2 separate regions of the Homo sapiens genome follow, and region 2 is linked to region 1. The links are chromatin contacts, found by Hi-C or POLR2A ChIA-PET in ENCODE. All regions are on one chromosome and are shown on one strand. Each heading gives the region's core, a stretch centred on a gene start or an enhancer-like site at or near the end of the contact. The rest is flanking DNA. Distances are from core to core; before and after follow the strand shown. Region 1 holds the start of KDM2B-DT (KDM2B divergent transcript). Region 2 holds the start of ANAPC5 (anaphase promoting complex subunit 5).

The links. A loop is a pair of places that touch in the nucleus more often than their neighbours do. ChIA-PET counts read pairs that join two places held with the same protein, here RNA polymerase II (POLR2A). Pooled maps may share reads with other maps.
Region 2: a pooled map shows a loop between it and region 1 (4-fold over the local background). The contact joins the promoter of ANAPC5 here to the promoter of KDM2B-DT in region 1. A Hi-C loop is called at or near these places in 12 of 50 pooled maps. POLR2A ChIA-PET finds 5 or more read pairs at or near these places in 2 of 52 experiments (WTC11 and activated T-cell).

The regions. Positions count from the first base shown.
Region 1 is chr12:121,579,116-121,582,133 of GRCh38, forward strand. It overlaps KDM2B-DT (KDM2B divergent transcript), which reads left to right and starts at 1,396. Exons shown (of 4, transcript NR_183427.1): 1 at 1,396-2,148. KDM2B (lysine demethylase 2B) reads right to left here and starts at 1,908. Exons shown (of 23, transcript NM_032590.5): 1 at 1,671-1,908. The coding sequence starts at 1,796. RefSeq lists silencers at 1-29, 1,189-1,498, 1,579-1,628 and an enhancer at 1,198-2,133.
Region 2 is chr12:121,350,900-121,353,917 of GRCh38, forward strand. It overlaps ANAPC5 (anaphase promoting complex subunit 5), which reads right to left and starts at 1,512. Exons shown (of 17, transcript NM_016237.5): 1 at 1,235-1,512. The coding sequence starts at 1,441. RefSeq lists enhancers at 587-1,262, 1,255-1,514, 1,939-2,614, 2,615-3,018.

The DNA.
Region 1 (3,018 bases), core at 146-2,645:
GAGAGGGGCCCGCACCCCGAGGGTCCAGCTGCGCTCTACGCGGGGTACTCCCCTCCGGTGTCTTCGGAAGCACTGAAGGGACATCTGGGGACCCTCCCCTGCCCCCCGCCCCCGAAATGTGCTGGGCTTCGCCCACTCGGCCGGGAGCCTGGTTATGTAACCCGCGAAGGGGGCTCCGGACACGGGCTGGCGGGGCAAATGTAGGCCCCAGGAGGAGCCGCTGCGGCGCCCGGCTCGGCGGTAACAGCAGCCCCAGCGGCCGCGGCGGCAGAGCCGGGAAGCCGGAACCGGGGGCCGGCGGCATTTCTAAAGCTGGAGCCGCCCCCGAGCTACCGGGGAAGCTGGAAAGCTGAAATGGAAGGGCTGAGACCCCAGCCGCCCCCGCCGCCCGCCCGCCAGTGCAAGAAGAGGAGGTGGGGGGAGGAGAATCGGGGCTTGGAAGGGGGAGAGGCAGACGGCCCGCCACAAAGCTCGGATCGGAGACCCCAAAACGCACCAGCAGCTGCCTCATCTCCCCACAAGCGCGCGCGCACACTCACTTCCTAAGGAGACTCCCCCACCACTCCCCGCATCCCCCTGCCTCCTCCCTCCACCGCCCAGCGCCCGGCCCCTCAGCCCCCCAGATTCCGGGCGAACCCCGAGCCCGCTCAGCCCCCCTCCACGCCTTTCCCCGATACCACCTCCCCACTTAAGTGTCTGAGACTCTAAGCCTCACAAGGGGCTGGAGGAGTAAGCAGCTTGCTTCCTTTTGCATGCAATTTATTATATTTTTTTCCCGGTCCTCTTGCAAAATACAGAAAAGGAAAGAAAAGGCAGCGAGAAACAACCAAAAAAAAAAAAAAAAAGATCTATCATATGCCAGATACAGATTTGGAAAAAAAAAAAAAAAAAAAAAGCTACACACCAATCTTCTTCCAGAGTCTTTCTCTGCCTCCATTTTTTTAGGAGAGTTCACCAATTAATTGTCAACACTCCTGCCCCCTGCATTTTGGCCGAGGGGGGAAGGAGGGAAGACCAAAGAAAACAAACCAAAAAATAAATAAATAAAGCAAGCCAGAGCCGAGATCTACAAAGTTTTGCACCAACACTTAGGCAGATCCGTTTGCAAAGTCCTAGGAAACCATTTTCAGCAGTTGTGGGGGGGGGGAGGCGTCGACGTCATAATCCCCGGAACGTAAACATTGTTGCCGATCGCGCTCGGAGCCCGCGGCCGGGCTATTTGGGGGGGCTCTCGGCCCGGGCTTGGGGGGGTGGGGGCGGCGGCCCGAGGAGGTATGGGGCGGGGAGGGAGCCCGGGAGGCACCGGGCGCCGTTAGCGCCGTGGCATCGCTGTTTTGTTGTTGGGTCACGAGTGCGCCTCTGCACGCAGGCGCCGCCGCCGCCCGGGAGTTGTGTGCAGAGCTGACTTTTGGAGGGCCGAGTTGCAGGCGGCGGGCGCATCCCGGAGATGGCGGGGCAGGGAGGGAGGGAAGGAGGAGGGGGCGGGGAGGGAGGTGCAGATTTGCACGGCTGGCCTCAGCGGGAGGCGCGGAAATGCAAGCCGAGCATGCTGGCGTGAAAGCCCCCGGGGCCTGGCACCCCCAAAAACGACCCCCCACCTCCGTTCCTGCCCTCATTGCCCAGGGCTACCCCTCTTCCTCTTCTTTCATCCACCCCTCCCCCAACATTACCTGTGTGGCCGACTCAAATTCAAAGCATTTTGTATATATAACTGTTTTCTTTTTTTGCTTTTCTGCTGCATGTCTTTTTCGTGGGGGGTGATCCTCTGCAGATCCCCCCATTTGCGGACCCGCCATGTGGAGGAGGCATTTGGGGGGCTCAGAAGGAAATTAGCTCGGCTTCCATACCTATAAGGACTGCCTAACTTTTAAACTCCCGGCACTCAAAGATGTGGACACACACACGTACAGGAAATACAGCCAGACCAGAGCCTTTGCAGTCCGCAGCTGACCGGAAGACGTTGCCTTTCATTCATTCATTCTGCCCGCCTCTGTGGACTCCTTTACTAGGCGACCAGCCCTGAAACAGAAGTTGGACATTTTTTAAAGGTTCTTGCGCTCGGCAAGGGGAGCAGATAGATGCTCAGGAGCGAAAGACGCAGAGAATTGGATCTGGCGCCTCCTAACGCAGCCCGCACAGGAGCGAAGGGTAAGCCCTTGTTGGTAGTTTATAGAAGACAAGTCGGTGGAAAGGTGCATGGTGCTCTGGGATAGGTGGGGGGAACTCTAGTGCCCTTGATGAAGCCCCTACAGGGCTTCTTAGCGGAGGTATCGGCACCCTCCGTACATACATGGGTGTCATTAGGTCCCTGTCCACTTACTAGTGTTTTTGACTACCCCAGCACTGGTCCTGGGTTGTCTTGTCCTCCCATCATGAGCAACAGTCAGGTCGACTTGGCTTGAGAAAAGCTAGCCCTAAACATTCCTCCAGCCCCAGCTGTGGCGCCCTGCTAGGCCTGATCTTGCGGGTAAAGATGCTGATAAAATGACATGGCAAGAGGGAGACGATAAAGGGACATTGTAGATAGCAGGCTTTGAGCCTGACATTTTATTTCTGCCATAACCCTGTGGGATACTTGGAGCAGGTCATTTTGCAGATAGGGAAACTGAAGCTCAGAGAAATTATGAATCTGAATGATTGCTGTGCTCCCATATGGTCCCCAGGCTATCAGACAGACCTGTGGGGAGGACGTGGCTTCCCCACCAGGAGATACGATGTCACTATCAGCATCGTATTGGCCGTCCTAAGAGACAGCTTCCCCCTCACTCACCTTAGAAGTTTCCTGTCCTATCTGACTGTAGTCTTTCCCACCCATCCTCAAAGGCTACTCTTTGAAGTTTGTTTTCATTCATGTTCACTAGCTGTAAAAATCTTTTAAGCAGGGATGAGGCTGGGAAACATCAAAATTTGTTTCCAAACTGAAATCGCCCACGTTGGCTGCTGCGTGCAATCAGTAGCCCTTCGTGTGAGTGCTGCCGGTTCTGCCTTCAGTCCGTCCAGAACCATGGACCATTTTAT
Region 2 (3,018 bases), core at 262-2,761, 230 kb before region 1:
TAGGGGAAGGTATATGCCATATGTGAACACACTAAAATGAAAATTCTAGTAATATTGAGCATTTACTACATGCTAGTAACAGTTTCTACTATTGTTCCCATTTTACAGAGAGAAAACTGAGACCCAAATGAATTAAGGAACTTAATTATCTGAGCTAAACCTGTGTCTGCAAAATGAAATAACACATGACGGCCGGGCGCAGTGGCTCACTCCTGTAATCCCAATACTCTGGGAGACCAGACGGGAGGATTGCTTGAGTCCAGGAGTTCCCGGCCAGCCTGGGTAACATGGCAAAATCCCGTCTCTACAAAAAATGCAAAAAAATTAGCTGGGCGTAGTGACCCGCGCCTGTACTCCCAGCTACTTGGGAGGCTGAGGTGGGAGGATCACCTGAGCCTGAGAGGTCGAGGCTGCAGTGAGCCGCGATCACACTACTGCACTCCAGCCTGGGCGACAAAGCGAGACCCTGTCTCAAAAAAATAATAATAATTTAAAACAAATTTTAAGTAAAGTGCTTAGCACACAGTTAAGTATTCAATCAGTGCTCGTCCTTGGCTTTATGCCTTTTTTTTTTTTGAAACGGAGTCTTGCACTGTCGCCCAAGCTGGAGTGCAGTGGCGCGATCTCGGCTCACTGCAACCTCCGCTTCCCAGGTTCTAGCGATTCTCCTGCCTCAGCCTCCCGAGTAGCTGAAATTACAGGTGCCCGCCACCACGTCCAGCTAATTTTTTGTGTTTTTAGTAGAGACGGGGTTTCACTACGTTGGTCAGGCTGGTCTCGAACTCCTGACCTCGTGATCCACCCGCCTTACCCTCCCAAAGTGCGGAGATTATAGGCGTGAGCCACTGCGCCCGGCCCGGTTTTATGGCATTTTTACTGTTTATTACGGTCCTCTAGGATAGGGAGCCTGTATGACTTATCCCTGTGTCTCCAACGCTCTATTGTATAGCCCCATTTTAAAGAAGATACAGGATCTGAGACTCTAACTCTCAGCTAATAAATACTGGAGCCAGACATGAACTTGCAAAAAAAAAAAATGCATGTAAAGCGCCTGGCCCACCGTAAACGCTCAGTACGTGTTAGCTACCGGTAGTAGCTATCTTTATTTCTTCACGTTCCTCCAGGCAGGGAGAGTATCTGATGGACACGAGTGTCCCCAAGCCCAGGGTTCCGCACAGAGCAGATGCTCAGTAAAAGTTTGCTGCACGAGCAGGAGCCAGCGGGCGCCTCTCACCTGCAGCAGGGGCAGGAGCAGCTGGTTGAGCCTCCGCCGCTCCATGAGGCTGACGGCGCCCTCGCCTGTGCGGCTCATCTCGTTCAGCAGCACCAGCACCGCGATCTTGTACGGCGTCACCCAGTCCTTGATGCCGAACACATTGGCGTGCACAACCCCATTGGTCATCATGGGATTGAAGTAGAGGCTCTCGTGGACGCTGGCCATGGCGGCCCGAGACTAAGTCTCGGGCCCGCGGCGCGCTGCCGCCAGTTGTCACCACAAGGCACAACACTACCGGGTCTACATCTCCGCCCGCCCTCACAATATCCCAGGAAACAGACATCCGCGTGCTCGCGGCATTTGTTAACCAATCAGAGCAGTCTGTCAGAGCACATGGGAGAGCGACAGCCAGTCAGAATGTACAAGAGTGCGGGGAGGGGTGCACCAAAAGACTGACTCCCTACAGAAACTTTTGCCGAGTGGGAGCAGGTTCCCAGGCTACGTGGACAGGGACCGGATGGGAGGGGAAGTCGATGCTTGGGGTCGGGGCTGAAGGGACTGAGGAGCTCCCAAAGTGGTTTTTTTGTTGTTGGTTGTTGTTGTTGGTGGTGGTGGTGGTGGTTGTCGTTGTTGTTGTTTGAGACGATATCTCGCTATGTTACCAAGACTGGAGGGCAGTGGTTATTCGTAGACGCCCTCAAAGAGCACTGCACCCTCCCAAATCCTGGGCTCGAGCGATCCTCCCGCCTTCCCGAGAAGCTGGGACTACAGGCAGCGCGCCTGGCTTGTTCATGTAATTTGAAAATAGTTCAAATAGAATGTTTAAATGATTGTGTTTAAAAGTACCGAAATTAAATTTGCACCCTTAAAGTATGTATTTATTATGTTACTTTTAAACTCAAATGTTTAGGAGTTTAACTCTGTCTTTTTAAAGATAGGAACATGAGATTTTTCTTCAGCGTTTCACAAATGCCATTTGCAGACAGCCAGATCAGGTTGCCAGTGGTCGTGTATCCTTACGTGAAATAGAACATTAGCAACATCACCTCCATGTGCTGAGTCAGTTTCCTACCTAATAAACTACAAAATCTATACTCTGCATTTCAAAGCCCTCCAAAAGCAATCCCCAGCCAACATTTTGAACCTGATTTTTCACAATTCCCCTTCCGTTCATCTGTACCTCTCCCAAGACACTTAGTTCTCTATACCCTGAATTATTATTAATGATCTGGTATCCCTATTAGTCTTTATGTCCCTTGAAAGAAAAACCACATACCATTCAACTTTGGCTATCCACATGCACACACTGTGCCTTGTGCCTTTTGTTTTGTTTTGTTTTGTTTTGAGACGGAGTCTCCTCTGTCGCCCAGGCTGGAGTGCAGTGGCGCGATCTCTGCTCACTGCAAGCTCTACCTCCCTGGTTCACGCCATTCTCCTGCTTCAGCCTACCGAGTAGCTGGGACTACAGGCATCGGCCACCACGCCCGGCTAATTTTTTGTATTTTTAGTAGAGACGGGGTGTCACCGTGTTAGCCAGGATGGTCTCAATCTCCTGACCTCGTGATCCTCCCGCCTCGGCCTCCCAAAGTGCTGGGATTACAGGCGTGAGCCACCGCGCCCGGCCTGCCTTGTGCCCATTTTTATGTTTGTTTAAATTATACTTTCTCTCTCTCTCATTCTGCTACCGAGGCTGGACTGCAGTGGCACGCTCACGGCTCACTGCAACCTCAGCCTCCAGTTAAAGTAGGTAATTAGACATGAGCAGGGCAGGAGACCCCCTCGCCCTCAGGAATGCCAGGCTC